Regions from separate parts of the Homo sapiens genome. Here regions 1 and 2 are each linked to region 3. The links are chromatin loops, found by intact Hi-C in ENCODE. Cell type or tissue: heart left ventricle. All regions are shown on one strand. Links, peaks and the distances in the headings refer to the core of each region. The heading gives the core; the rest is flanking DNA. Region 1 has its middle 29 kb from the start of LINC00489. Region 2 overlaps LOC124904896 (a long non-coding RNA gene). Region 3 overlaps KIAA1755.

Region 1 (9,876 bases), core at 1,268-9,267, 570 kb after region 3:
CTTGAAGCTTACTGAGAAGACATTGGAAGGCTCTTAATCAAGACACGACACGATCTGATTTGTGTTTTTAGAAGATGACTTCAATACCTCACCAACAGCCAAACACAAACAATTACATTCAGGATGACTATTCATAGGAGATCCAAAATCTCACAAAACTAACCTGTGGTGAGAGATGTCAAAATATTAGTTAACTTTCAGGGTTGTGGCCTTGGATGGGGAGTGAGGGAGTAAGAGGGCCTGGAAATGTTTCATACATTGATCTGCATGGGATGTACAAAAATGTAAAAAGTCTTCAAGATGTATACACAAGATTGGGGCTCTTTATGGTGTAGTGTACTATTTGTACACCATACCTCAATTTAAAAAGCAAAATAAATTTTAAAATTAGGCTGTGTACAGTGGCTTACGTCTGTAATCCCAGCACTTTGGGAGGCCGAGGTTGGGAGATTCCTTGAGTCCAGGAGTTCGAGACTAGCCTGCAACATAGTGAAACCCAGTCTGTACAAAAAAATTACAAAAAATTAGCCAGGCATTGTGTCATGCGCCTATGGTCCCACCTCCTCAGGAGGCTGAGGTGGGAGGATGGCTTGAGACTGGATGGCAGAGGTTGCAGTGAGCTAAGATTGTACCATTGTGCTCCAGCCTGGGTGACAGAGTGAGACTCTGTTGATATGGTTAGGCTTTGTGTCCCCACCTAAATCTCATCTTGAATTATAACTCCCATAATTTCTATATATCAAGGGAGTGACCAGGTGGAAGTAATTAGATCATGGGGACGGCTTCCCCCATGCTGTTCTCTTGATAATGAGTGAGTTCTCACAAGATCTGATGGTTTTATAAGTGTTTGGCAGTTCCTCCTGCATAGATTATCCTTCCTGTGACTTGTGAAGAAGGTATCTTGATTCCTTCACCTTTCGCCATGAATGTAAGTTTCCTGAGGCCTCCCAATCCATGTGGAACTGTGAGTCAATTAAACCTCTTTCCTTTATAAATTACCCAGTCTCAGGCAGTTCTTTATAGCAGTGTGAGAACAAACTAATACAGTAAATTTGTACCTCAGAGAGTGGGGTTCTGCTATAAAGATACCTGAAAATGTGGAAGCAACTTTGGAACTGGGTAACAGGCAGAGGTTGAAACAATTTGGAAGGCTCAGAAGAGGATAGAAAGATGTGGAAAAGTTTGGAACTTCCTAGAGACTTGTTGAATGGTTTTGACCAAAATGTTGTTAGTGATATTGACAATGAAGTCCAGGCTGAAGTGGTCCCAGATGGAGATGAGGAACTCATTGGGAACTAGAGCAAAGGTCACTCTTGCTATGCTTCATTTTGCTGCTGACCTAGAGATCTGTGGAACTTTGAACTTGAGAGAGATGACTTAGGGTATCTGGCAGAAGAAATTTCTAAGCAGCAAAGTGTTCAAGAGGTGACTTGCATCCTCTTAAAAGCATTTGGTTTCATGCATTCACAAAAAGATGGTTTGGAATTGGAACTTAGGTTTAAAAGGGAAGCAGAGCATAAAAGTTTGGAAATTTTGCAGCCTGATGATGTGATAGAAAAGAAAAACCATTTTCTGAGGAGAAATTCAAGCAGGCTACAGAAACTTGCATAAATAATGAAGAGCCAAATGTTAATTACCAAGACAATGGGGAAAATGTCTCCAGGACGTGTCAGAGATCTTCACAGCAACCCCTCCCATCACAGGCCTGGAGGCCTAGGAGCTAAAAATGGTTTCATGGGCCAGGCCCAGGGTCTTGCTCCTTTGTGCAGTCTCAGGACTTGGTGCCCTACATCCCAGCCATGGCTAAAAGGGGCCAATGTACAGCTCAGGCTGTTGCTTCAGAGAGTGCAAGTCCAAAGCCTTGGTGGCTTACAGGTGGTATTGGGACTGTGGATACTCAGAAGTCAAGAATTGAGGTTTGGGAATCTCTGCCTAGATTTCAGAGGTTGTATGGAAATACCTGGGCATCCAGGCAGAGGTTTGCTGCAGGGATGGAGCTCTCATGGAGAACCTCTGCTAGGGCAGTGTGGAGGGGAAATGTGAAGTCAGAACCCCCACATAGAGTCCCCACTGGTGCACTACCTAGTAGAGCTGTGAGAAGAGGGCCACTGTTCTCCAGACCCCAGAATGGTAGATGCATGGACAGCTTGCACCATGCACCTGGAAAAGCCACAGACACTCAATACCAGCCCATGAAAGCAGCTGGGAGGGGGGCTGTACCCTGCACAGCCACAGGGATGGAGTTGCCAAAGGCTGTAGGAACCCATCTCTTGCATCAGTGTGACCTGGATGTGAGGCATGGAGTCAAAGGAGATAATTTTGGAGCTTTAACATTTGTCTGCCCCACTGGATTTTAGACTTGAATGGGCCTGTAGCCTCTTTGTTTTGGCCAATTTCTCCCATTTGGAATGGGTGTATTTACCCAATGTCTGTATCCCCATTGTATCTAGGAAGTAACTAACTTGCTTTTGATTTTACTCATAGGCAGAAGGGACTCGCCTTGTCTCAGGTGAAACTTTGGACATGGAGTTTTGGGTTAATGCTGGAATAAATTAAGACTTTGGGGGACTGTTGGGAAGGCATGACTGGTTTCAAAAAGTGAACAGAACATGAGATTTGGGAGGAGCCACGGGCAGAATGATGTAGTGGAAGGAACCAGGGGCAGAATGATATGGTTAGGCTTTGTGTCCCCCACCCACATCTCATCTTGAATTGTAATCCATATAATCCCCACGTGTCAAGGGAAAGACCAGGTGGACGTAATTGAATCATGGGGGTGGTTCCCCCATGCTGTTCCTGTGATACTGAGTGAATTCTCCTGTGATCTGATGGTTTTATAAGGGGCTTTTCCCCCTTCGCTTGGCACTTCTCCTTCTGCTGCCCTGTGAGGAAGGTGGCTTGCTTCCTCTTCATCTTCTGCAATGATTGTAAGATTCCTGAGGCCTCTCCTGCCATGCTGAACTGTGAGCCAATTAAACCTCTTTCCTTTATAAATTACCCAGGCTTGGGCAGTTCTTTATAGCAGTATGAAAATGGACTAATAACCCCTGTCTAAAAAAAAATTAAAATTAACTGACAGTTTTACTGGCTAGCATTATTTTTTAAAGTAAGGTTTACTGGGATGTAATTTCCATACAATAAGATTCATCCTTTTAAAGTGTGCACTTGGGTGAGTTTTGAAAGACATAGTTACCAGTATACTCACCGCCACAATCAAGATATTGAATATTTGGCTGGGTGCAGAGGCTCACGCCTGTAATCCCAGCTACTCGGGAGGCTGAGGCAGGAGAATAGCTTGAGCCCAGGAAGTGGATGTTGCAGTGAGCTGAGATCGTGCCACTGCCCTCCTGCCTGCACTTGAGCCCAGGAGTTCGAGACCAGCCTCGGCAACATGGCAAGACCCCATCTCTAGACACAACAACAACAAAAAGATATTGAACATTTCTCTAGCCCCAGAAAGTTGCCTGTGCCCCTTTGCAGTGGATCCCCTCCCCGTTCCCTAGCCCCTGGCAACCACTGATTTCATTTCTGTGCCTGCAGTTTGGCTTTTTCCAGGTTGTCATTAAACAGAATCACCTGGTATTTAGCCATTGGAGTCTGCTTCCCTCACTTTACAGAATGCTTTTGAAATTAATTCATGTCATTGTGGACATCAGTCGTAGGTTTCTTTTCCCTGCACCTAGTATTCCAACATATGGTCGAACTGCAATTTATTGATCTATTCGCCAGTTGATGGACCTTTGGGTTGTTTCTAGTTCAGGGCAATTATGAATAAAGCTGTTATGGCCGGGCGTGATGGCTCACACCTGTAATCCCAGCACTTTGGGAGGCCGAGGCGGGAGAATTGCTTGAACCCAGGAGGCAGAGGTTGCAGTGAGCCAAGATCATGCCACCGCACCACAGCCTGGGCGAGAGAATGAAACTCTCTCTCAAAAAAAATAAATAAAATAAATCTGTTGCAAACATTTGTACACAGATCTTTGATAGACATGTGTTTTTATTTCTCTCGACTAAATAAGTGCACATTTAAGGTTAGAAGAAACTGCCACCATGTTTTTCAAAGTGGTTGCCAGGCACTAAATACATTATCTCATTTTATTCTCAGAATAGAGGAGGTAAGTGAGGCTAAGAGAGCCTAAGCAACTTTCCCACAGCCCCCTGGTTAGTGAGAGGATCCCAGAAACCCTCACTACCAAGCTCCTCCAGAGACCATGCACATGAGCAGGGCTAGGCTCAGACAAGTCCTAGATGAAAAATTAGGACCATGATGGAGGAGACAGTGGTGGGCCACATTACCCTTCCAAGTAAGATCAAATGAAAGAAGAAGAAGAAGAAAGAGCCAGGTGACATGAAAGTGGAGAAAATTACCAGTTACAAGCAAAGCATTAATTCACTAGAAGCCAGCCGTTCTCTTCTGCTCCCAACATCCCTCGGTCCCATGGCAAGTTTTCAAATTAAAGTGCTGAAGGCCCCCTCTCTCCTCTTCCTTCCAGGTGGCCAAGGTTGGCAGGACTGGATGTTGTGGCATGAATATTGTCTGGAACCAGCAAACCAGTAGCCCCACCCACCGCTAGCCCCAGACAGCCCTGGAGCCTGCCAACTGGGAGGTGGCACCGCCACCCTGAGACAGGTCTGACCCCTGCAGGCCCACCAGGAGAATGGAGGTTAATGAGATTTTGATGAACCCGCAGTTTCCATTTTGTGAGGGAAAAGGCTCTGAGCCCTGCTCATTAAAGGGAACTGACCTGTAAAATGAGCCTGGGGATAGATGGCAGGGTAGCAAGGCCAGCCAAGAGAGGAAGGGGGAGAGATGGGACCCCAGCAGCCTTGTTGAAGCATTCTAGCTGGATGGAGAGAGCAGGCCCAGAGAATGGAAGAGATTTTTGCCCAAGGACACACAGCAAATCAGATTAGACCTGGGTCCTGGAAGGGGTAAGGGGATTGGAGGAGAAAACCTGAGAAACAGGGAGATGGGTAAAGAGACAGACAGAGGGAAATCCACTGACTGTGTATTACATAATAATGTCTACCATTCACTGAAGGCCTACTCCATGCCAGGCACTGGGCTTAGTATTTGTCATCCCATTGTCTCATTTGATCTTCACAACTCTAGGAGCTAGGGATTGTTACCCCCATATGGAGAAACAGGTTCAGAGAAGTTAAGTGACTTGCCCAAGGGCACTAAGCCAGCCAGGTCTACCTGATTCCATGCTCTTGATCACCTGCCCCAAGCTTGGGGTGACCCTAGGTTCCATTTGACACATGCCATCCTGGAAGAGTGCCACTTTCACCGTCCAAAGTGACTCAGTTTAGGAAAAATATTGTATGACTGCCCTACCTAGCCTGCATCTTATAAATTGCTTCCTGTGTGGCACGTGTAGCCCAAGATGCAACACACAGCGTGTGCTCAACAAATAGTCAAACCTAGATAAGATGCCATTTTTGTTACATCTCAAAATTGAGGCAGTAGAGCACAGTGGTAAGAGACTTGGGCTCTGGAGGTAGCCAAACCTGGGCTCAGCCCCACCTGCTTGACCTTGGACTAGTCACTTGGCCTCTCTGAGCCTCAGTGCACTCATCTGTAAAGTGAGGATAACCAAGGATTCTTCCCAAGGTTACAGGGATGCCATGAAAAGAGGGGTAGAAGGTACCAACATAGGTTTGCTCTGACTACCCGGCAGATACAGGATTTTAGCCTCCATTTTTTCTGGAGCACAGCATGGATTTCCACGGCATGTACCCAATCTGTGTTTGCCCTGGGATAAAGCCTGTTCCTTTGTTGACTTCGATGACTTACTTTGCAGTTGCCTGCTCTAGTGCCTTTGCACAGGCTGGGGCTTTTTGTTTGCTTACAATAGTGCTGTCCAGGCACCATTGTAGCATATTATCTATGTAAACCCACTTAATCCTCACAATAATCCTCTGTTTACAAATGAGAAAATTAAGGCACAGAGAGGTTAGTTAACTTGTTCCAGGATCACTCAGCTGGCTAGTGACAGAGCTGGAATTTGAACCCAATCAGTCTTGCTTAAGAGTCTAGCCTTTCCAGCACCTCCCTCTGTCCTGGGGGTGCTATCCCACTCCCACCACTGACCCCACCTCTGCCTTTGCCTGGATAACTCCTACCCACCCTTTGTGCCTTTGTTGTAATACCATCTCCTCCAGGAGACCCTCCCTGACTGCTCAGCCTAAATCACAATTCCCACCCATGCCTATAGAATAATTGCTCACCCCACTCTCCCCGTTTCTTCAGAGCTAAATTCAGTGTGTTATTCTCTATTTATCTGATGATTTGCCTTCCCTGCTAGACAGTGCATTCCAGGAGGGCAGGAGCTATTTGTATATTCTGAAACAGTAGCAGACACATTGCAGATGCTCAATAAATATTGGTTGAAGGAGGGAAGGAATGAATGAAAGAGGAAGAGGAGGAGGGGAGGAACTAGAAGCCCCTAGTTCCCAGGCCCTAGGAGCTGCATCTGACGGTGTTTCATTGTTCTGGGATCCCGGCCAAGGATCTGCGTGGTACATGGTGGGACCCTCGTACTTATGACTGACTGCATCAGTAGCCCGGCAGACCCAACCCCCCAAGCCCTGGGGCTCAGGGAGGCCCAATTGGGCAAGGCCTAGTGGCAGGCCCAGGGCAGGTAGGGACCAAGCCCTCGATAGCCACAGCCTTTCCTCTCTGGCTAAATCCTCCATCCCCCAACCCAACCCGAGCCCTCCCTTCTCCCTTCTTCTTTTCCTTTCTGAGATGAAGCAGTGAAATGATTTTTCTACTTGAACAGTTTTCAATTAAGATTAAGAAAAATGTGGTCTGCAGTCACTCGGCAAGAGGCCCTGGCAGCCCTGTCCCTTCAGGGACTGGGGTTTTCTAAGCCATTGACAGAGCTGATTCTGGAATGAAGGGAGTTTGAAAGAGACTTCTCACACCCTCTGCCTTCCCCCGACCCAACCCTCAGCCTCATGACTTGGCCTCCTACTATCTTTCTGGGTAAGGGCCTGGGATCTGGAATCAGACAGATCTGGGTGGGTTCAGGCTCTATCCCGTGCAAACTGTTTAACCTCACGCAGGTCCTCTACCTCTCTGAGCCTTCTTTCTTCATCTATAAAGTAGGTCAATGGCAAACCCTCTCAAATGGTCCCTGCTTCCCACCCAGATCAAAGGGTCCCCTCCTGGTCTCCCAGACTGTGGAAGAATAAACAGCAAGGGTGACACAAAGATGTTTAGCTGGGGTAGGACAAGGTGGGCCGAGCCTCCGAAACCCCAGGGCCAGGGCAGAAAAGAGGAGACAGAGGCTGAGAGTGAGGGAGGCTTAACTGATACAAGAATACAAGAATAGATGGAAGTGGGCTGGGCGCAGTGGCTCACACCTGTAATCCCAGCACTCCAGCCTGGGAGACAGAGCAAGACTCCATCTCAAAAAAAAAAAAGAAAAAACAATAGATGGAAGTGTCCAGGGTGACTCTCAAAGGCTTGACTCAGAGGTCAATCAAGGCCAAAGAGAAGGGCAGGGCTTCTATGTGTGTCATTGGGCAGAGGAGGAAGGAGACAGAACTCTGAGGCCACTTAATTCCCTTCTAATTCTGAAATCTTTATGACTAGGGTAGATTCTATGCTGTTTGAGAATGTTGCTTTTCAAAATGGAAGTCGCTTTTTTTTATGCAGATGAATGAAAGGCATGTACCAATTGTAGTTAATCCCGGGGTCAGGCACACCCGGGTCTCTTTTCCTTCATCTCCCGTCAGTAGTTTTTTGATCCTGGGCAAGTTACTCAACTTCTCTGAGCCTCTCCAAAATAATGTATAATTTTCATACTCCTGTAAAAAATTCTTTTGTAAATCGGCTTTATTGGAGTGTAATTTACATATGATAAAACTCATTCATTTAAAGTGTACATTTCAGTGAGTTTTGAAATTTATACAACCATGGAACTACCACCATGATCAAGAAAATAAGCTTTTTAAAAATTTTTTTGAGACCGAGTCTCACTCTATCACCCAGGCTGGAGTGCAGTGGTGCAATCTCGGCTCACTGCAACCTCTGCCTCCTGGTTTCAAGCAATTCTCCTACCTCAGCCTCCCAATTAGCTGGGATTACAGGCACCTGCCACCATGCCCAGCTAATTTTTGTATTTTTACTAGAGATGAGGTCTCGCCTTGTTGGCCAGGCTGGTCTTGAACTCCTGACCTCAAGTGATCCACCTGCCTTGGCCTCCGAAAGTGCTGGGATTACAGGCATGAGCCACCGTGCCCAGCCTACGAAAGTGAACATTTTAATCATCCTAAAACATGCTCTTGTGCCCCTTCCCAGTCCTTCTGTTTCTTTTAATATAAAAACAATAAGTTATTCAGCCCCCATGACAACAAATTTCGGCAACAAATAAGCATCCAGGAAGGTGTTCAGTGCATACTGTGACTTTGCCCATCTGCTCCCTGCCCCCTGCTCACACAGAGACACTGTTATGTGGGCCCAGTGACACAACTGTCCCTTGTTAGGAGGTATAGCATGTGATGGTTCCCCCAACACCAACTGCCAGTGGTGAGCCACTAGACAGCCTGTCTTTCCCCACAGGGACAATAGCAGCTGGCACGGGGCTCCCTAGACCACTCACTGCATGTCTTCCTATCCCAACACCTCCATGAGGCTGTCAGCCTCTCCAGGGAGGACCTGTGTCTGCCTCGTATCATTCACTATTGACTCCTCAGTGCCCAACAGGTGCCTAGCACACAGTAGGTGCTCAATAAGGGGGTATGGAATGAATGAATGAGAAGGGGGCTGCCAGCCAGAGGACCCCGATGAAGTGTGAGGAACATCAAATGCCTCATGGGAGGTGAAAGTCCCACTTTGCCAAATGTCCCACCTGGCTACTGTTATTTAATATTCTTTAAATTAGCTCAACTAGTTTTTATTCTCTCTACCTTTGCCTCACCTTAAGAAATCAGATCCGTCTGTAACCCTAGCACTTTGGGAGGCCAAGGCGGGCAGATTGCTGAGGTCAAGAGTTCCAGACCAGCCTGGCCAACATGGCAAAACCCCGTCTCTACTAAAAATACAAAAATCAGCCAGGGGTGTTGGCACATGCCTGTAATCCCAGCTACTCAGGAGGCTGAGGCAGGAGAATTGCTTGAACCCAGGAGGTGGAGGTTGCAGGGAGCCGAGACCCAGGCCTGCCAATTGTATGCATTCTGCCATGTTTGTTTTATCATTCTCTCTCTCTTGCTCTCTCTCTATATTTGTACTATATATATGTATAGTTATTTTTTTTTTTTTTTTTGGAGATAGAGTCTCATTCTGTTGCCCAGGCTGGAGCAAAGTGGCAAAATCTCAGCTCACTACAACCTCTGCCTCCCATGTTCAAGCGATTCTCCTGTCTCAGCCTCCCAAGTAGCTGGAACTACAGGTGTTTGCCACCATGCCCAACTAATTTTTGTATTTTTAGTAGAGATGGGGTTTCATCATGTTGGCCAGGCTGGTCTCAAACTCCTGAACTCAAATGATCCTCCCACCTTGGCTTCCCAGAGTGCTGGGATTATAGGCATGAGCCAACATGCCCCATAGTTAGACAGAGTCTCACTCTGTTGCTGAGGCTGGAGTGCAGTGGCTCTGCCTTATCTCACTGCAACCTCTGCCTCCCAGGTTCAAGCGATTCTCATGTCTCAACCTCCCAAGTAGCTGGGATTACAGGTGTGTGCCACCACATCCAGCTAATTTTTGTATTTTTAGTAGAGACAGGGGTTTCTCCATGTTGGCCAGGCTGGTCTCAAACTCCTGACCTCAGGTGATCCACCCACCTCGGCCTCCCAAAGTTCTGGAATTACAGGCCTATTTTTCTAATATGCATGAAAATCAATACTGCACTAGATTGTATAATTATT
Region 2 (9,876 bases), core at 1,249-9,248, 320 kb after region 3:
GGCACCATTCCCATTCCCAAGAGCAAGAATCCAACAAAGTCCTCCAGTTCCTTCCCAAGCCGTGTTACTGGGGCTGATGGGACAGACAGGAGGGCGGAACTGTGGTCCCATTTAAAAGATAAGGAAGCGCCTGAAATCAGGTAATTAGCTTCTCTGAGGTCCCACGGCGAGTCGGGCGAGGCCCCTGACTCCTGGGCGGGGTCCCTCCTGCTCTCATCCCTTGCCCTTCCCCAGGCCTCCCTGCTCACACAGCCTGGTCCTCCCGGTTTCAGCACCACGGAGGAGGACAGCGCCAGCCCCCCCCCCGCCCCCCGCCCCCCGCCCCACCCGGGCCCATCCTTTGGGCACCGTGGACAGCGTCTCAACTGGCCCTTTGATGCTAGGGTTCACACCGTGGACAGACCCTCAGACTTTCTTCCCCGTCCCCGTCGAACAGGGTCAACCCCTCCGACAGCCCACTCCCCACTCCAGAACACAGGTGGATCCCGCGTCCAGCCGTGTGTACAGCGCCCAAGTTTGAGAACAAGGTTAGAGACCAAGGAACATAGCCCCTCGCCGTCTTCCCTCTGTCTTAGCGCCCCCCTTCCAGTATTATGGGGGGGGGGTAGCACACCGGATGGGGCCCGTGGTAGCCAGCAACAATCCAGCTCCTTCCAAACTAAGGACACCTCCTCCACGATGTCCCGCACTTACAAGCACTGTGTTCTAGCACCGTCCACAGCCCCCGCGCTCCCTTCAGTACCGAGGACAGGTCCCAAGCGTCGACCGCTTCCCCCACCCCCCGAACCTTCTGGACCACATGCCTTGGAGGAAGGGGCCGTGTTTGCCTGATTCTCTCACTTCTCACTTTCTTCCCACACAGAGGTGGTGTTTAGGTTATCCTGGGCTGGCCAGGCGTCTTGGACTCTATGCACGTGTTTTCTCATTCATTAACTACCCTGAACCCCGCTCCCAGCGAAATGAACTACTGCTTCCATCATAAAGATATGGAAACTGAGAATCCTCCAGATCACATAGCAGCCACCATGTTAGCCAGACTAAAACCCAGGACTCCTTCAACCCCAGCCTGAGGCCTCACCAGGAGACTGTGGTGACAGAACTGGGACTCAAACCCGGGCTTTCTCCTCTTAAACCACAGATTGGAGGGAGCAGACACAGGCAAGGGGACAGGGAGGGAGAGGAGATTAAAGAGGAGTAAACAAGAGATTGCTCAGGCCTGCAGAGGAAGGGGGTCTGGCGGGATGGCAGCACATTGCTGCTGTGCCCCTAGCCCACCGGCTGACCTTCAGAAATCTTTTCTCTTTGAAGCCTGGAACAAGGTCAAGGTTCCTTCAAGGACAGACATCCAGGGATTGTATGCCTTTGAAAATGCTCGTGATCGGCCAGGTGTGGTGGCTCACGCCTGTAATGCCAGCACTTTGAGAGGCCGAGGTGGGCATATCACGAGGTCAGGAGTTCGAGACCAGCCTGACCAACATGGTGAAATCCCATCTCTACTAAAAATACAAAAATTAGCCAGGAGTGGTGGTGGGCACCTGTAATCCCAGCTACTCAGGAGGCTGAGGCAGGAGAATCGCTTGAACCTGGGAGGCGGAGTTTTCAGTGAGCCAAGATCACACCATTGTACTCCAGCCTGGGTGACAGAGTGAGACTTCATCTCAAAAAAAAAAGGAAAAAAGAAGAAAATGCTCATGATATAATGGTTCTGCTAAAAAAACCCTCTGATGGCCTGTTTATGTGAGAAATCCTGACTTCTCTAGTTTGCATTCAGGGTCCCAGACTCACCTCCTGCACATATCCTGTGCTCTCTTGGGCATGCCTTGGCCTCATTACATCTTCAACCTTCCCAGTGCTTCCCCTGTGCTTGTATGCCTTCCCCTCTGTCTAGCTGAGTCCCCAGTTGGGCGAGGTCCAGCCTGAGTCCCCATGGGAAGAAATGCCTGCTGCCTTCTCCCAGTCCCCAAGCCTCTGTTGGCTCATCACTGTATGCCCAGCATGGCCCTAAGAACTTTCATTATTCCCCTTAATCCTCAGAACCACCAGGCCAGGTAGGGTAGGATGGTGTGGTTAGAAGTGTGGGCTCTAGAGCCATATTCTCTGTTTTGAATCCTGCCATTTGGTAGCTGTGTAAACTTAGACAAGTTGCTTAGCCTCCCTGTGCCTCAATTTTCTCGTCTGTAAAACAAGGGTAATAATACCTCCTTCACAGCAGGGTGGTGGGGATTAAATGAGTTGTTACATGGAAAGCACTTAGAACAATGCCAGGCACATGGCAAATACATGATACATGTTGACTAGTGTTCTTGATATCTACAGATGAGGACATAGGTTCAGAAAGGTTAGGTATTTTGCCTAAAGCGACATAGCAAGGCCATGATGTGTTTGATTCCAGAGCCAATCAAACATTTCATATGTTTGATTCCAACCTACCCTCTTGGCACCTTAAGAAACTAAGACCCAGAGAAAGTAATTCACTTTCTCAGAGCCACACAGCCACTCATGACAGAACTGGATCCAGGTCCTTTGTCTCCCAACTCAGAGACCTCCCACTATACTGTACTGTCCCACTTGTATTTCCTGCAGCACCTAAACTACACTTTACAGTTTACAAATCACATTCACACCCATGATCTCCTATAATTCATACAACAACCCCTGAGGCTGCTATTATACCCTTCCTTCTTTTACAGATGGAGAAACAAAGCTCAGAAAGATGATGTAACCTGCACAAAGTTGCACAGTGAGGTAGGGCAGAGGCTGAATGTGAACGGACACATCCCAGCCCATCCTCCTCCCCTGTGTAATTGTGCCTCTTGTCTGCTTCCCAATGCAAGTGTAATCTCTGGGCACCGTGGAAGCCGAGAGCCTAGTGGAGGCAGAAGGTAAGCAAAGACTAGCCCAGGAAACAGTCTCTAGGAATTCACTAGAGTGGGTGACGCCTGTCACTCATTTCATTCTGGGAATGCTGCAGGAGATGGAAAGCCTCCCATCCCTGGAGGCAACTAACATGCCTCTAGTGGTCGTGTGGATGCCATGAGGCAAATATCACTGCTATTTCCATTATATAAATGAGGCTCAGAGGTGAGCATCACGTCAAGTATTTCAATTGGGAAAGATGATATTTTTAAACTTCCCTCTAAGCATGGGATCTTGCACTGCCCCTTACTGCTGAGCCAAGCTCCCTGGAGAGTCTCCATACCCTCCCCTTGACTCAGACAGGCCACCCTCCCTCCCCTCCTTGAGAGGTGTCACTTGAGCACTGTGGCTCTGTCAGTGGTAACAGCTGTAAGATTTGTCCTTTTAATCCAGAATCAATAACAAATTTCATTTAAAAATAAATTAAACCAGGCATTGGAAATCATTCACCACGTGGGCTGGAGCCCTATATAGCACCATCTAAATGGCTTCCTTTTGCTCATCTATCAATGCCAAGAGTGGGGGAAATACCTAGGCTGCCTGATTCATGGAGAAACTACTTAAATGTATCAGCCCCTAACAATGAGCAATGTAAGCCTGGAGTTGCACCTTTTAGCACACCAATAACATGTGGAGTGAGGCTTCATGAGAGCTTATCAGAGCCCCCATGGTCACTGGCTTTGAGAGAGCCCATTTATAAGGGGGAACAATGGCTTTAGTATGTAGCCGCCTAATTTCCAGAATGCATTACTGAGCTCTGAGGAGCAATGGAATTCTATTAAAGTCTTATCTGCCATGGGAGGGTATGAAACCGGTGCGGAACTCCAGGCTTGGCATAGACATGCCCAGAAAGCAGCAGGGCTGACCCTAGGAGGTGGGTGAACAAGCCCAGAGGGAGAGGGGGGAGCAGGAGGGGCCCCGGATGTGTGAAAATATGTGTGTTAATAAGAGCTCCGGTTTCCAGCGATTACGTTTACATCAGTGAATAAAACTTGGCAATAAAACATCGGAGCTGCGTCTCAGACAGCATTTCCTTTTACAGCCTGGTGTATTTCACTCATTATAACAGGAGGCAGGGAGCGCGAGGTGTCCCCATTTCTCCCCCTTTAATTAAATTTTCTAAATTACTGCCCAAGATTTGGATAAAGCGAAAGACTTACAGCTCCCCTAATCGCCATCGAGGCTCCCGCCCCACCACTGTGGTGGCCCTGACTGTACCGGTTTCCAATATTATTAAAGTGAAATACTGTGGGCATTGCCTGCCTGGGCTCTGGTTTTTAAAAAGAGATGCAGCATCAGGAAGAAATTGGCCCACGGTCAGGAAAGAGGCCTGGGTTTCAGGACGGGCTTTGCCATCACCACCTTGTGTGACCTTGGGCAAGTTATTTCTCTTATCTGAGACTCATGACTTCTCCTTTTCCCCAGATGTTCATCTTGAGGCTCTTAGAATTGATCTGGAGCTGGGGCAGTCCTTGGACCCACACTGGGACGACTGGGGAGCTTTAAGAATATATGGGTGCCCAGGGCACACCCCAGAGATTCTGACATAATTGGTCTTAGGTGAGATCTGGGTATCAGGGTTTAAAAAAAATTCCCCAGGTGATCACAGTCCACAGCTAGGATTGAACACCATTGGCCTAAACACAGAGTTATTAGATATTACTGGACTTGAGACTCTCTGGAGAGGCTGGCTGTGGCCAGGCCCCACCCCTGGGTGTTCTCTTTCAGACTGGCTTTTCGGGGTGGGTATCTGGGAATCTGCCTGCTCACTAAGCACCCCAGGTGTGTCTCGTGCAGGGATCCAGTGGGCTGCAGTGAGGATTCCAACAGAGGTGGGAGGACAAGGGTTCCTTGAATTGAGCCCAGCCAGCCTCGTGGAATGAGGAGGCCCCTCTGCCCCAGTTCCCCTCTGGAGGGCAGCACAGGGAGCCGATATGTGACCTCCCACTCCGGTCTGGGGTACTTCTCTCCTCTGATGACTGATTTCTTTATCTGTTCCACTCACCGCTGGCAGGAGCCTTGACTGGCCTCCACAGTCACATCATGTTCCCATCATAGGAACCCCAGGTCTGGCCCCTCTGCCCATGTGGTTCACGATCGCCGCAGACCCAGGTTTTCCACATGGACGGACTCCGAGCCTTTATCTGCACTCTGCCTCCCGCAGGGCTCCTAGGCCTCCTAGGAAGGCCTTGTCTAGGCTGAGAGCCATGCTTGGGCCAAGGGCTAGGAGCCAGGGACAGCAGGGGGGCCTGGGCACAGGAAATTCATTCATTCTGGCTCCTGCCTTTGCCAGAAGTCCTAGGGAGTGTCCCTGACATTTTTCTTCTGGATTCCGGTCTAAGTGGACCACACAGAGTGAAGACATAATCTAAAACCTAAAACTTAAATTTAAAGCATCTTTTTAATTTATTTATTTAAGACAGGGTCTCACTCTACTGCCCGGGCTGGAGTAAAGTGGCAGGCACTATCACAGTTCACTACAGCCTCAAACTCCTGGGCTCAAGCAATTCTCCCGCCTCAGCCCCCGAGTAGCTGGGACTACAGGCATGCACCACCACACCCAGATAATTTTAAAAATATTTTGTAGAGATAGGAGTCTAACCATATTGCCCAGGCTGGTCTTCAACTCCTGGCCTCAAGCGATCCTCCCACTGTGGCGAATGGAATTACAGACGAGAACCACCATGCCCAGCCAGCATCTCTAATTTTTAACGGAGAAGGCCATCAAAGATCAATCCTCATGTCCCTTTTGTGCAGACAGAGGAACTGAGGTCTAGAAAGACATGGAGAGAAGCCTAGGATCTCACAGTGAGGGAATGGCAGAACGAGGCCAAAGACCCAGGTCTCCTGACTCTAGGCCGGGGTCCTTCTTCCACATGCCACTTGCCTGAGGAGGTCAGACAGGATCCATCATCACCTGTGCAGCCAAGCAGCTCCTCAAAAAACATCCAGCTCTGTGGCTTCCCAAAGAGGGAACTTCTCCGAGGCCCAAAGAACCTTTTGTCCTAGTCTGCTCAGGCTGCTGTAACAAAACACTGCAGACTGGTTAAGCAGAAATTAGCAGAAATCTATTTCTCACTGTTCTGGAGGCTGGAAAGTCCAAAATGAAGGTGCCAGCAAGATAGGTTTCACTCTGAGGCCTCTTCTCCTGGCTTGGGGGTGACTGCTGTCTGGCTGTGTGCTCACAAGACCTCTTCTTTGTATGTGCAGAGGAAGAGGGTGGGAGAGGGAAGAGGAAGGGAGAAAGGGAGTTCTCTGGTGTCTCTTCTCATTATTTATTTATTTATTATTTATTTATGTATTTTGAGACAGAGTCTCACTCTATTCAGACAAGGCTGGAGTGCAGTAGTGTGATCTCAGCTCACTGCAACCTCTGCCTCTCAGGTTCAGGCGATTCTCCTGCCTCAGCCTCCTGTGTAGCTGGGATTACAGGCACCTGCCACCACACTCAGCTAATTTTTGTATTTTTAGTAGAGACGGGGTTTCACCATGTTGGCCAGGCTGGTCTTGAACTCCTGACCTCAAATGATCTGCCTGCCTTGGCCTCCCAAAGTGCTGAGATTACAGGCTTGAGCCACTGTGCCCAGCCTAATATCTATTGTCTCTTTTATAAGGACACTAATCCTATCAGATCAGAGCTCCACCCTTCCTACTTCATTTAACCTTATTTACTTCCTTACCCCAAATACCGTACAGCCACATTGGGAGTTAGGGCTTCCACATATGAATCTGGGGGACACATTCAGCCCATAGTATCCCTCCAGGCTTTGGCCCTCAGATTTGAACCTAAACCCACAAATTGCACTCTACCAAGGCCAGTAAGTACATGTGGCTCGTATCTGTGTTGTCCCAGCAAGAAGCCTAATGACAATCCCCATCAAAGGCAATTAATTGCATCAGGGAGGGGTTCCTAGGGCCCTTCACCCTGCAAACCAAGTGCTTATTAAACACCGCGGGACAGCAGGGTCTCTGCCAATTACAAGGCCCTGCTTGTAGGAGTGTTTTTAAAATCCTGAACTGACTTTAATGGCGTGGTTAATGCCAGTCTAAATATTCCATGGTTGTGAGTAATTAGCTAGGCCGATGCTGTCCAACAGAAGTAAAATGCGAGCCACCTGTGTAATTTTAAATTTTCTAGTAGCCACATTTTAAAAAAGTAAAAGCAATCAGGTGAAATTAACTTTCATAATCTGTTTTATGTCACCCAATATATCAAAAATATTATCATTTCAACACATAATCAATATAAAGCATTATTACTGAGATATTTTACGTTCCTTTTTCCATACCAAGCCACCAGAATCTGGTGTGTGCATTTTATACTTAAAGCACATCTCAATTTTGGACAGCCACATTTTCAGTGCTCAATGGTCCGTGTGGCTCATGACTACCATAGCGGACAGCACAGAGCTAGATGCCTCTAAGGGAGGCCTGGGCCTAGTATCTCCATGGACCCCACACAGGAGAAGGGGATGAGCATCTGTTGAGCGCTTCCTGTGTGCCAGACACCAGGATTTATCTCACCAAATCCTCGTGACAAGGATGGGACTGTTCATTCCATCTTACAGCTGAAACCACGAAGATTCAGAGAGATGAAGTGGCTGGGCTGAAGTCACACAGTGGCTGGGACCAAGGTCCACTGCCCCCAGCCTCTGCCATCAGAGCCCTCAGGTGGAGGCAGGCAGAAGACAGGGCCTCAGGCTTGGGGAGGACCTGCCCAGGTGGCTGGTAAAGCTGGGCTTGTTCAAGGATGCCTGCAGCCTCAGGGGTTAATCCTCCTTGCTTTCCCCTTGGGTGACAGCGTCTTCCTGAGATTTCCTGCTGCAGAGCAGAGGGAGCCTCTGAGGGCTGCCCAGCCTTCTCCAGCTTCAGAGAGGAAGCAGGGCCCCAGTGCCAGGGTGGTGGAAGCAGCAGCAGTAACAGCCATCATCCTGGTCACTTTTTTTTTTGAAGTGATGGGGTCTTGCCAGGCACAGTGGCTCACGCCTGTAATCCCAGCACTTTGGGAGCCCGAGACAGGAGGATCGCTTTAGCCCAGGAGTTTGAGACCCACCTGTACAATATAGTGAGACCTAGATTTTACAAAAAAAATATAAAAATTAGCCAAGCGTGGTGGCACGTGCCTGTATTCCCAGCTACTTGGGAGGCGGAGGTGGGAGGATGACTTGAGCCTGGAAGGAAGAGGTTGCAGTGAGCTGAAATTGAGCTGCTGCACTGCACTCCAGCCTGAGGGACAAAAAGACTCTGTGAAAGAAAGAAAGGAAAGAAAGAAAGAGAGAGAGAGAAAGAAAGAAAGAGAGAGAGAAAAGAAAAGGAAAGAAAGGAAGAGAAAGAAAGGAAGAAGAAAGAAAGAGAAAGAAAGAAACAGAGAGGAAAGAAGGAAGGAGGGAAGGAAGGAAGGAAGGAAGGAAGGAAGGAAGGAAGGAAGGAGGGAAGGAAGGAAGGAGGGAAGGAAGGAGGGAAGGAAGGAAGGAAGGAAGGAGGGAAGGAAGGAAGGAAGGAAGGAGAAAAGAAAAAAAGAAAAGAAAAAAAAGGATCTGGCTCTGCCACCCAGATCTCGCTCTGCCTCTCTGCTGCCTTGGAGTGCAGTGGCTCAATCATAGCTCCCTGTAACCTTGAACTCCTAGGTTCAAACGATCCTCCCACCTCTGCTTCCTAGGACCACTGGTGCACACCACCATGTTCAGCTAATTTTATTTTTTGTAGAGATGGAGTCTTGCTATGTTGCCCAGGCTGGTCTTAAACTCCTAGCCTCAAGCAATCCTCCCACCTCGGCATCCCAAAGTGTTGGGATTACAAACGTGCACCACTGCACCTGACCACAATTTTAATCAAATAAGTAGTTGTGCACCTAGCTGTTTAGTGTTTATCTCCCCTACCAGTCCATAAGCTCTATAAGGGCAAAAACAACACTCTCATTCTCTGCTGTATCCTCAAGGTTGCATGTGGCTCCTCCTTTGGCCAGCTGCACCCTGCAGGGTGGGGCTAACTTCTTCCAGGACCTCTCCAATCAGAGGGAGCCCCATACCTCCAGAGGCATCTCCTTCCAAGTCTGAAGCGCACTGTCCCTTAGAAAGGCAGCCCCGGGCCTGGGCTTGAGACCTAGCTCTGCCGTTTACGTACCCGGTGGCTTTGGGCAAATCTCTTAAGTTGGCTCAATCTCGATTTCCTCTTTTGTAAAATGGGGGATAGAAGAGCCAATTTCATGAGGTGCTTGGATTAGAGGCGACGGCGATGGGAAATGCTCTGTCCTCTGCCATGTCTGCGTTCCTTACCACACACACCTTCATTATCATCATTTGGCTGAAATTGCCTTCCTCCCTGGGACATCCATATGTCGGACCTTGGTGGACGTGGACCCTCTGGGGCCAGAGAACAGGGACCAGGCCTCCATGTTACTTGTCTGTGCCCTGGGCATCCCCAGGCCCCTCCCCCACCAGAGAGTGCCTTTCTAGATTTTCTTTTCTTCTCTCCTTCCAAGTGTTCTGGAGTGCCCACCATGCTGCATGCTGGAGCTGGGCTGCAGGGGTCCCGAGGCAGATGGCAGGCTCCCACCCTGGCGCCTCCCTTTGCAAAGCTGGTCTCCTCACTCAGGCCAAGACCAGGGTGCTCACCACACCTCACAAGACTCGCCGTGACTGTGACCTGGGCCTGTATCTGCCACCTGTCTGCCTCCTTGCCTCGCAAACGCTCCAGGACCATCTCATCTAAAATGCAGCCCTCATCCCTCTGAAGCCCCTAACCCTTCTATATTTTCCTCAACACTTACCCTTCTCTGCCACATTACATGTCTATTTCTTGGCCGTGTCCTCACTACATGTAAACTCCATGACAACAGGGCTGTGGCTCCTTGTTTCCTAGCAGAGGTCCTGGCGCCAAGTGGGAGCTCCAGAAATAATTATTGAATGAATACACAAATGTGATTTCTGAAACGTGTTTGTGCTGGTCTCCTCCACAGGA
Region 3 (9,876 bases), core at 721-8,720:
ATGTTTACAGTGAAGGTACAGAGTCAAATGATTAAGAGCTCAGGCTCTGGGGCCAGGCTGCCTACATTGCAATCCCAGCTCTGCTGTGTGATTTTGGATAAGTTACTTACCTTCTCTGAGCCTTGGTTTCCTCATCAGCTAAACAGGGGATAATAATAGTACCTCCTCATGGGGTTTTTGTGAGGATTAATTTAGTTAATACGGGTAAAGAGCTAGGTCTATGTTAACTGAAAATAAATTTACAGGGCCGGGCGCTGTGATTCACACCTGTAATCCCAGCACTTTGGGAGGCCGAGATGGGTGGATCACATGAGGTGAGGAGTTTGAGACCAGCCTGGCCAACATGGTAAAACCTCATATCTACTAAAAATACAAGAAAGAAAAAGTTAGCCAGGCATGGTGGTATGCACCTGTAGTCCCAGCTACTCGGGAGGCTGAGGCATGAGAATTGCTTGAACCCAGGAGGCAGAGATTGCAGTGAGCCAAGATCACACCACTGCACTCCAGCCTAGGTGGCACAGTGAGACTCTGTCTCAAAAAGAATCTTAAAATAAAATAAAATAAATTTACAGGCACTTGCTCTATGGACCCACACAACTCAGGAAGCTCAGGGTCTGGTTCCCTCCTATAAGAGGGAGGAAATAAGGCAGCCGCCAGTGTTGGGCTCCTTTCCTGTGTAATCACAGTCCCTCCTCCCCACAACCCCAAGAGGGGGCATTTCATACCCAATTTAGTACACGAGGACACATAGGGCGAGGGTGCCTTTCGGTGGGCTTAAACCACACCGAAACCGATGCCCATCAATGCCCGCCCCGGGTCCTCTCTAGACCAGGGTTGCTCAACCTTAACCTATTCACATTTGGGGTTGAGCAATTCTGTTTTGTTGGGAGCTGTCTTGTGTATTGCGGCATGCTTGGTACCAGCCCTGGCTCTACCCACTGTTTGCACCCCACAAATTATGACAATTAAAAAAGTCTCCTGACATTGCTGAATGTCCCCGGGGGCAAAGTCACCCCTCATTGAGAACCGCCGGTCTATACTAACAGTGTAACATGGTGGCTTATTTACTTTTTGCCCAAGTGATCTTTTTAAAATTGTGTGTTTTTGAATAGGCAGTAAGTATATTCACATTTCAAATGGTCCAAAAAGATACCTACTGAACAATCTCCTTTTCCGCTTGTCCCCCAGGGTCCTAGCTTCCCTTTCCAGAGGCCTCCAATGAATCCACTGGTTTTTGAACTGTATTTTAGCTTTAAACCCTTTCCTTTACATGAAATCTTACCTGTAGACCCACTACATGGAAGTGAGAATGATGATAAACACAGTATGGGCTGGGCTCTGTTCTAAGTGCCTTGCATATATTAATGGGTTTAATCCTCACACAACCCTATAAGGCAGGAACTACTATGATCTCCATTTTAAAGAGGAGGAAGCAGAGACACAGAGAGGTTAAGTAACTTGCCCAAGGTCTCACAGCTTGTAAGTGATGGAGCTGGGCCGAAGTGGGACTCAGCTGAAAATGTTCCCCTAACTCTGCCCTCTTCCTTTCCTTACCAATCATGGTATCCCCACTGGCCTGGGAGTCGCTCAGGCCTGTCTCCTTTCTTCTCCCTCACTCATACTCAACACCAGTGGTTCTCAAAGTGTGGTTCCCCAGGCCAGCAGCATCAGCAACACCTGGGAACTTGTTAGAAATGCACTTTCTACCATGCCTCGCCCCAGAGGAACTGAAGCAGAACCTCAGGAGCAGAGCCCAGAGCCTGTGTTTTAACCAGCTCTCCAGATGCTTCTGATGCACCTGGAGTTGGAGAGCCACTGCCTCCCACCTCCCCTCTGTGCTCCTGAGATGCAAGAGGCATCCTCCTGGTTGGCCTGGGCTGACACCTGCCCTTTGGTCCTCTGTCCTGCAGAAGCTGGACCCTTTCCTTGCTGACCTCCACCAGGCCTCTTCCCTGCTACAAGCTTCCATCGAGGAATTCGAGAAGGCCGACCCCCCTGGGGGGATGCAGGTGAGCCTGGAGCATGGTGACTGGGGAAGCTACATCACACCCCAGACCCCATGGACCAAGGGCTTCGAGAAGGGGACGGCCTGGGGAAAAGGGGGAGGACATTATTCCTGTTTTTCATCATTCATTTGACTCATATTTGAGGGGCACCCACTTTGTACCCTGCACTGGAGACCAGCCTGGAGCAAACTGACTTATCCCTGCCCTCTTGGGGCTCGTGGTGCTGTGGCAGAGGTGGTAGTTTAAAAAGCAAACTATTATAAATGGGTATGTCATTCCAAATTGTGTCAAGTCCTGTGGAAGTAAGATTGGGAATAATGAGGGAGGGAGGAGGGCCTCTCTGAAGAGCTGGAGTTTAAGTTGAGGCTTGAAGTTTGAGAAGGAGCCTGCCTTTGTGGGGGGCTGTGCTCCAGGCAGGGGGCAAACACATGTGAAGGCCCTGAGGTGGGATTATACCTGGGGTGTTCAGGAGTAGCAAGGAGGCCAGTGTGGAGCAGAATGAGTGGGAAAGAAGCATGAGTGGAGCTTCTAGATGCAGCAGGAGCTGGACCAAGGAAGAGTTGGGCTGGGATTCAGTTCGAAGCCTGCAGGGAAAGCCACTGGAGAGTTTTAAACCAGGGGTTATCAGATTTGCACTTTGAGATCCGTTCAACTGCCATGTGGAGAACAGACTGTAGGGGGAGCCAGAGGGCAGCAGGGAGATCAGCGAAGAGGCTGGAATGGGTGTCCCAGCAAGAGATGCTGGAGGGTGGACCAATGAGGTTGCCGTGGTGACGAGAGGGGACATGGCTAGAGGGGATGTTTTAGAGACAGAAATGACAGACTTTCTGGAGGACCTTGAATGCCAAACTGGGAGTTGGACTTGATCTGGGTGTGGGGAGCCTTGGAAGGTTGCAGAGGGAGAGTGGGGATGGGGCCTCAGGGCACCTCCCTACGCTGGCAGGAGGCTACCAGGTGCCTGAGCAAGTCCAAGGAGCTGATGGAGGCTGTGCTGAGGGACCCCGGCCTACTGGGCCTCCAGCGGGAAGGTGGAGCCACCCTGGCCAGGCTGCAGCATGATGCCAGCAGGCTGGACTTCAGCCCTGATGTCAGGTACAGACGTCCAGGCCTTTCCTCTTCCACCCCATCCTGTTTCTGGCCCAGGAGCTTGGAGCTGGGACCACACCACCTAGGGCACACATAGCTGAGCCCCGAGGGCGCCCAGCTTTGCAGTAGTTGCAGGGCCTGTATCCCAGGCTGACGCCTGGTCACAGAAACCTGCCCTGAGCCCTGGCAATTTCCTCGCCCCTTCTCTGCTTTCCCTCCTTCAGCCCCAGCCATCTTGAGCCTGGGATGGGCATCAGAGGATGTCGCCTACCCATTTCTGGTCACCCTTTTGGAAAAGCACTTTCTCTGACCCACACACCACGCTGAACCCCTGCAAGAGCCTGCCTCATTTATTTCTGGCAAGAACCCTGTGAGGTCCACATTGTCCATTTGGCTGATGGGTAACTGAGGCTCAGCGAAGGGAAATAGCAGCTAGACAGCGGCTGGTAAGGGATTTGAAGCCAGGCCTTCTGGGCATTTAACCCCTACCCGGCCCTGCCTTTCCCGGTAGGCTGCTCAGACACACTTGTGAGAACCTCATGGTGTCTCAGGGGTCTCAGAGCCAGAATAAATTATAGACATTCCTGGAAAGTCCCAGCTTTCTTAAATTTAGGGGGTGGGGAAAAGTCAGTCATTAAATTGGTCAGTAATTGCAAGTATTTTCACCCTCTTAGAACACAGCTACTTATATTCAAAGTCAAGGGCTGGTATGCATGAGCTTTTAAGAACATTTTGTTTACAGAACCAAGACCTAAATAGCACTTTGTATGTGTCCAGCATTTTTCTCAGGGATTTACAAATACCAGCTCACTTAATTCACTCCGAGGTAGCTGCAGATATTATGCCTATTTTACAGTGGAGGAACCTGAGGCTCAGAGAAGGTAAGTGATTAGTCCAGGGTCACATAGCTGGGATGTGGTGGGGCCCGGACTTGAATCCAGGCAGTCTGGTCCCAGAATCTTGAACACACCACCCAGAGCTGCACTAGACTTGAGAGCAGGCTTACACAGATGGACGCACGGGCAGCACTGGTATGGGGTCATCTCCCTGCCCCTCAGTGCCTGGTGGGGGTTGGCACTGCCTTTCTCAGCCTCTTCCACCCTTACCTGCCCCACCAGCCCAGGCCCCTCCTGTCCATCCGAGGCCCCGCAGACCCGCAGCTACCAGCATCTCCAGCAGGGGTCACTGTGGTCCCACATGAGCTGCTGTGGGCGTTTGTTCTGCAGCGGGTCCCTGCAGCCCCTAGGCTGTCCCCGTCCCTCCGTCCCTCCCTCTCCAGGCAGGCAGAGATTTTCTATCCTATTCACGCACCCTGGGCCACACCTCTTCCCTGCAAGGGTGGCAACCCGTGGGGAGCTGCAGTCAGATGGGGAGGCTGAGGTAGAGCAAAGCACCCTCCAGGAAGTCAAAAGCTTTTCTTCCATCTTCTCTCTTCCATTTTCCCTCTGAAGGCAGAGGAGGGCAGAGCAGGGTTGGAGATTCCTCCCTTCACACAAATATCACCATGCCTGAAATCCCATCCACACTTCTTCCTTAGTGACTTGTGGCTTTGAGCATTTTTTAAAATTATGTGCAGAAACAGCCCTGGGTGGGGTTCCAACTCAGGTTGTCATCTGCAAGTCGATTCCCCTCCCTTGACCTCAGTTTTCCCATCTGTGAAATGGAGGCAGGGCCGGCAGGCATGTTGCAGCTACTTCCCACCATTGCAATAGAAATAGCACGGACCTGACAAACATCGTGCGCTGGGCACTGTGTTAAGTGTTTTGCACGCATGAGCGCTGGTTCTCTGCCCTGGCTGTCCCTGGAACCGCCTGAGGTGCTTTAGAAAGCATCAGTGTCTCAGCCGGGCGTGGTGGCTTATGCCTATAATGCCAGCACTTTTGGAGGCTGAGGCAGACAGATCACCTGAAGTCAGGAGTTCAAGACCAGCCTGGCCAATATGTGAAACCCTGTCTCTACTAAAAATACAAAAATTAGCCCGGCATGGTGGTGCGTGCCTGTAATCCCAGCTACCCAGGAGGCTGAGGCAGGAGAATCGTTGGAACCCAGGAGGCAGAGGTTGCAGTGAATGGAGATCGCGCCACTGCACTCTAGCCTGGGTGACCAGCCTGGGTGACAGAGTGAGACTCCGTCTCAAAAAAAAAAAAAAAAAAAAAAGGGAAACATCAGTGTGTTGGTTGCACTCAGAGTCTGACTTTGTTGGCCTGGGGCAGGGCACTAAGATTTGTTAAAGCTCCCAGGGCAGGTTATAATGTATAGCTAGAGTTGAGGGCCAGGGCGTTAGATCATTTAATCCTTACAACCATGCTATGAAGTGGGTTCTGTGATTATCTCCACCTCACAGAATAAAAAGCAGAGACATAGAAAGGTTGAGAAATTTGCACAGAGCCTCCTACTAGAAGGCAGCAGAGCTGGGCTTTGAACCCAGATCTGTCCGGCCAGCTTCATTCCCTTCTAGGGAAGGGGGAGGGTCAGTTCACTTCCTACTGTGTTCTCTTGTCCTCCCAGTCCCATGGAAGACCAAGGCTGAGGCCCTTGGTGAAGGGCCTGCCCACAGTCACACAGCAAGTTAGCTGGAAACCCAGGCTGGGGCCACAGAGATGGAGGGGCAGGCCTATGCGGGACAGAAGTACAGCAGGGTGAAGAGGGCAACAGAGGCCTTTTCTCACCTCCGCCCACCTCCCAGGAGCCATCTGGCTGCAGCCACTGCCTTGTACAGCCTTGTGGACGAGCAGCTTCATGTTCTGGTCACCGCTTCCAACAGCCTCCTGGGGAAGCTGGAGCTCCGTGTCCGCCTGGGCCGCCTGGAAGCTGCCATTCACCAGGTGAAAGGGGTGTCTGGCTTGGGGTGTGGGGGTTCTGCCTGGCCACATTCCACAGGAAAGCCCCGACTCTGGGCCCGTCCCTAGTCAGGTGCTTTGTTCTGGAGAAAGGACACCAAGCTGGCGATCCTTCAAAGGCCAGGCAGGCATCCTTGGGGCGTAGCACATGACCTGGTGCTCAATAAGTGCTCAGTGGGTGAAAACATAGCCCCAAGAGCTGCACTTATTGAGCGCCAACTCTGTGCCAAGCCCTGGGCCAGAGCCGTTGTGAACATCATTGCTTTCTGAACTCATGGGGAAGGTGCTAGGATTTCATCCACTGCACAGATGAGGAAACTGAGGCTGGGAGACATTATGTTACCTGCTTGTGGTTGCATATCTCGGGGTCTGATTCTGGAACCTGCACCTGGTGTGGCTTCATCTGACTGCCGGTGCCGAGAACCAACACATTCCTGTCAGCCTGGAGCTGTGGGGCACGGCACACTCCTGCATCAGACAGCCCTGGTTCATTCCTGGCTCCAGCACTTACTCGTGGTGTGGCCCTGGACAAGATGTTTAACTCTTCAGTGCTTCAGTATCTTCATTTGTTGAATGGGGGGTAATATCAGTACGTGCTACATTGGATCTGTGAAGATAAAGTGAGTGAATAGGCTCTTTAAGATGCCCCAGAATAAGAAAGGAACTTCCACTCGGGGTTGAGAGCCATTATATACCCTCTATCCCTCATTGAATCTTCATGTCTACCCCATTTTACCACTGAGTAAACTGAGGCCCAGAAAGGGGGAGTGGCTTACCATGTTCACATGGTGAGTTCCCAGCAGGCCCATGGACTTTCCTCTGCAGCCTGCAGCTTCTTCTCCAGCACTGTTTGCATGTGCACGCGCACACAAACACACACACACACCCGAACAGGGAGCTCATCACCCCTGAGGCCACCCCTTTTATGATCCGGCGTCTCTGAGTGGTTAGAGTAGCCTGAAGTTCACCACCCTGTGCCTTCATTCAGATAACTGTGCACTGAGGGCGTTGGCCAGGCCAGATGCCCTCCAGGGTCCCGCTTTGAAGAACATGACCACACACTCCCCCTCCCCAAGTCATTTCTTCCCACGCCCAGAATTGGGAGAATTTCAGTCCAAGCCAGTGGTCACAGGCCTAGCCACTGAATGAGTGAAGACAGAAGACCTCAGCCTGCAAGGAAGTGGGGGAGCTGGACAAGGGAGGTCTCCTAGCAGCCCCTCATGTCCAAATCTGCCTCTCCTGCCCCAGGTCAGCGACTGGATGGAGCAGGAAGGAAGGCGGTGCCTGCAATCACTGACCCCCAAGGATGGAAGTTTGGAGACAGTGGAGAAAGCCCACGCAGAATTTGAGAACTTCTTCCTCCAGGCTGCAGTGCGTTCCAGACAACAGAGGAGCAGGACTGGAGCAGATGGAGAGGGCGTTAGAGGGGGTGGCACTGCCAGGGCAAAGCTGTGGAGGTGGGAAAGAGCAAGAAAAGTTCCAGAGACAGTGAGGGAACCAGCTTGGATTGCAGAGTTCAGCTGAGATGTTATCTCCCCCAGAGATTCTTACCAGATGGCCAAGCCCAAAGAATATTCTGAATCCCCCAGAGGGTTTCTTAAAATGCAGTTTCCAGGGCCCCATCCTAGACCTAATAACTCAGCCTCACAGAGCCGGGGGTTGGAGGGCAGGGAAGCTGCATCAACGTGATGCGATGTGACAAGGCTCTGGACCACAGGGTGATTCAGCCCCGTATCAGCGCTCAGGAATTCTCAGGCCAGTGGGGAGCGGGGGCGGGGGCGGGGACAAACAGGGAAGCGCACAGTAAGGGAGAATGTGGGGACTCAGAGCAGGAGCCTTTGGAGTCAGAGAAGTTTTCCAGAAGGAACATCTAAGCAGAGCCCGGCTAGGCAAAGTGAACTGCCATGGCGAGGGCCTGGAGACTTCCAGAAGCGTGATAACTGCTCTTAATTGTTCAACCCTCACCAGGAGCTAAGCCCTGTGAGGTGGGTGCTATTAGGGTCCCCATTCTACAGATGAGGAAACTGAAGCTCAGGAAGTCTCCTGGCTCGCCAGCAAGGCAGCTGGAGGTTGCTGACCTCCGAGGGAGGCCCCAGCCAAGGTGGGTGCTGAGTGGGCGCCCCCTCCTCTCCCCTCTCAGGCCCAGTACCGCCGAGGCCTGGAGCTGTCCAAGCAGGCCGCTCAGCTGGGAGCTACAGCCAGAGGGGCTGGGGAGGCAGAACGTGCAGAGTTCCCAGAGCTGGCAGCCTTTGCCTCTACCCAGCGGGCCTTCCAGGCTGAGCTGACCCACTTTTACATGGCGGCCGAGCGGCAACGCACGGACCTCGAGACGCTGCTCCACCTGCACCGCTTCTGCAAGAGGGTGAGCCCCGCGGCCCACCTGCACAGATACCCCCCGATCCCCTGGCTGGGGCTATGGTGGGGACAGGGATACCTAGACACAGCCCCATGGCCTGACTGCATAGACACCGCCCCCATCCCTTGGATACCTAGACACAGCCCCCCCCCACCCACTTGCACAGACACCACCCCCATCCCCTGGCTGGGGGCACAGCAGGGACAGGGATACCCAGACACAGTCGGAGGCTCATCGTGATTCACTCCCCAAGTCTTGTAACAGGAAAAAAACAGAGGAAGGGGAAGAGCTGAGATTTGAACATAGATGTGTCTGTGGTACCCCGTGACATGCCTTATATGCTTCCCCAAAGAGAAGAGAAATGACGACAGATCCCTTCACCAAGCAGGCTTGACCATGGTGAGGATGAGGGGTTGTTGGGAGGGGAGTGCACATTTCTGAGTGTGTACACCATGCCAGACCTCCTGTGAGCACTTCACACACCTTACTTGACTTCATTCTTATCCATACCTCTTTGATGACAGGGAACCAATGTTGTTCCCATTTTACAGATGAGAAAACTGCCCAAAGAGGGCAGTGGTGAAGGATGATTTGATTTAGGAGCTGCCACCTGTCCTAAATTCATGTAGCCAAATCTCTCTTTAAAAAAAAATTATGGGAAAACTGAGGTCTGTGGGGACAAAGGAGCAGCCTGGGAGAGTGTGGTCCAGCTGGGACAGGGACCCCCATGGCTGGCCCAGACCCAGTGCCCTTGGCTGCCCCTTGCACTTGTCACCAAGGACAAAGCATGAGAAAGACCTGACCCCAGCCTCCCAGCTGTCAGGCCAGCCCCACGTGCAGGCCACAGCGATCACAGGCTGCTTCAGAGGGCAGCAGGAGGGACTCTGGTCAACTCACGCCTGGGGCCCTGGGAGGACAGGGCACTCTCTGTCTCCTTGGGACAGTGGGCAAGGGAGGCAGATGTTGGCAGTGGCAGCAAAGGGCTCCCCCAGTTCCAGCTGTGTACAGTTAAGAGCACGATACAGGCGGAATCCGAGCCTTGGAGTCTGGGGCTTCATGTCCTTGCGTGAGCTCTGTGACCTCAACCACAGTCTTCACTGCTCTAGGCCTCAGCTCTTTGCTAAGACCATAGTTAATGGCCGTGTAGTTCTTATGACAAGCCAGGCCCTGTTCTAGTCATTTCACGTATCATTTTATTGTCGCCCCGATCCTATGAGACAGGTACTACTATTATGCCCATTTCCACCTAAGGAAACAGAGAGGTCAGATAACTCACCCAGGGTCACACAGCTAACTGAGTGGGCAGAGATTCAAACCCAGACCATCTGGCTCTACTGCCAGCCTTACCAGCTAATGACAGATTTCAATGGAAGTAACCCCTGGCACAGGGCTTTGTTCAAATTCAGAATTGTTATTAACATCAATATTATTATTATCATTAAGAGGAGGAAGAAGAGGAGTAGTGCCTCCAGGGTTAAAGACATCTGGTAGCTTCTTTGCCTTGCCCACTGATTTCAGCCAATTTCAGCCCCACTGGCCTTCCCGGATCGATCAAACGTGCTCCAACTCTGAGGTCTTTGCACGTGCT

What was found. Peaks named below come from ENCODE experiments on the same cell type or tissue, not always from the same donor. Only the 100,000 strongest peaks of a DNase experiment are listed, where the experiment ranks them.
Region 1: it touches region 3 in a loop (4-fold over the local background); 10 of 110 quality-filtered maps call a loop at or near these places.
Region 2: a loop joins it to region 3, with 2.3 times the contacts of the local background. A loop is called at or near these places in 23 of 110 quality-filtered maps.

What each region holds. Positions count from the first base shown.
Region 1 is chr20:37,646,814-37,656,689 of GRCh38, reverse strand. No RefSeq gene overlaps it. Among named protein-coding and RNA genes, the nearest start is that of LINC00489, 29 kb to the right of the region's middle. RefSeq lists a silencer at 4,563-4,715. In heart left ventricle, for the core only: a CTCF peak has its summit at 4,648 (motif pointing left); a DNase peak (open chromatin) is centred at 4,601; H3K27ac peaks cover 271 bases.
Region 2 is chr20:37,892,332-37,902,207 of GRCh38, reverse strand. It overlaps LOC124904896 (a long non-coding RNA gene), which reads left to right. Exons shown (of 3, transcript XR_007067576.1): 3 at 2,691-3,927. Among named protein-coding and RNA genes, the nearest start is that of VSTM2L, 5.9 kb to the left of the region's middle. RefSeq lists a silencer at 4,800-4,849. In heart left ventricle, for the core only: a CTCF peak has its summit at 4,815 (motif pointing right); no DNase peak of the experiment used is centred there.
Region 3 is chr20:38,215,671-38,225,546 of GRCh38, reverse strand. It overlaps KIAA1755, which reads left to right. Exons shown (of 14, transcript NM_001029864.2): 9 at 1,911-2,009; 10 at 2,950-3,098; 11 at 5,779-5,917; 12 at 7,181-7,303; 13 at 8,073-8,294. Among named protein-coding and RNA genes, the nearest start is that of KIAA1755, 40 kb to the left of the region's middle. RefSeq lists enhancers at 5,917-6,418, 6,833-8,032. In heart left ventricle, for the core only: CTCF peaks have their summits at 2,449, 2,663 (motif pointing right), 4,066 and 4,269 (motif pointing right); DNase peaks (open chromatin) are centred at 2,706, 4,266 and 7,677; H3K27ac peaks cover 499 bases.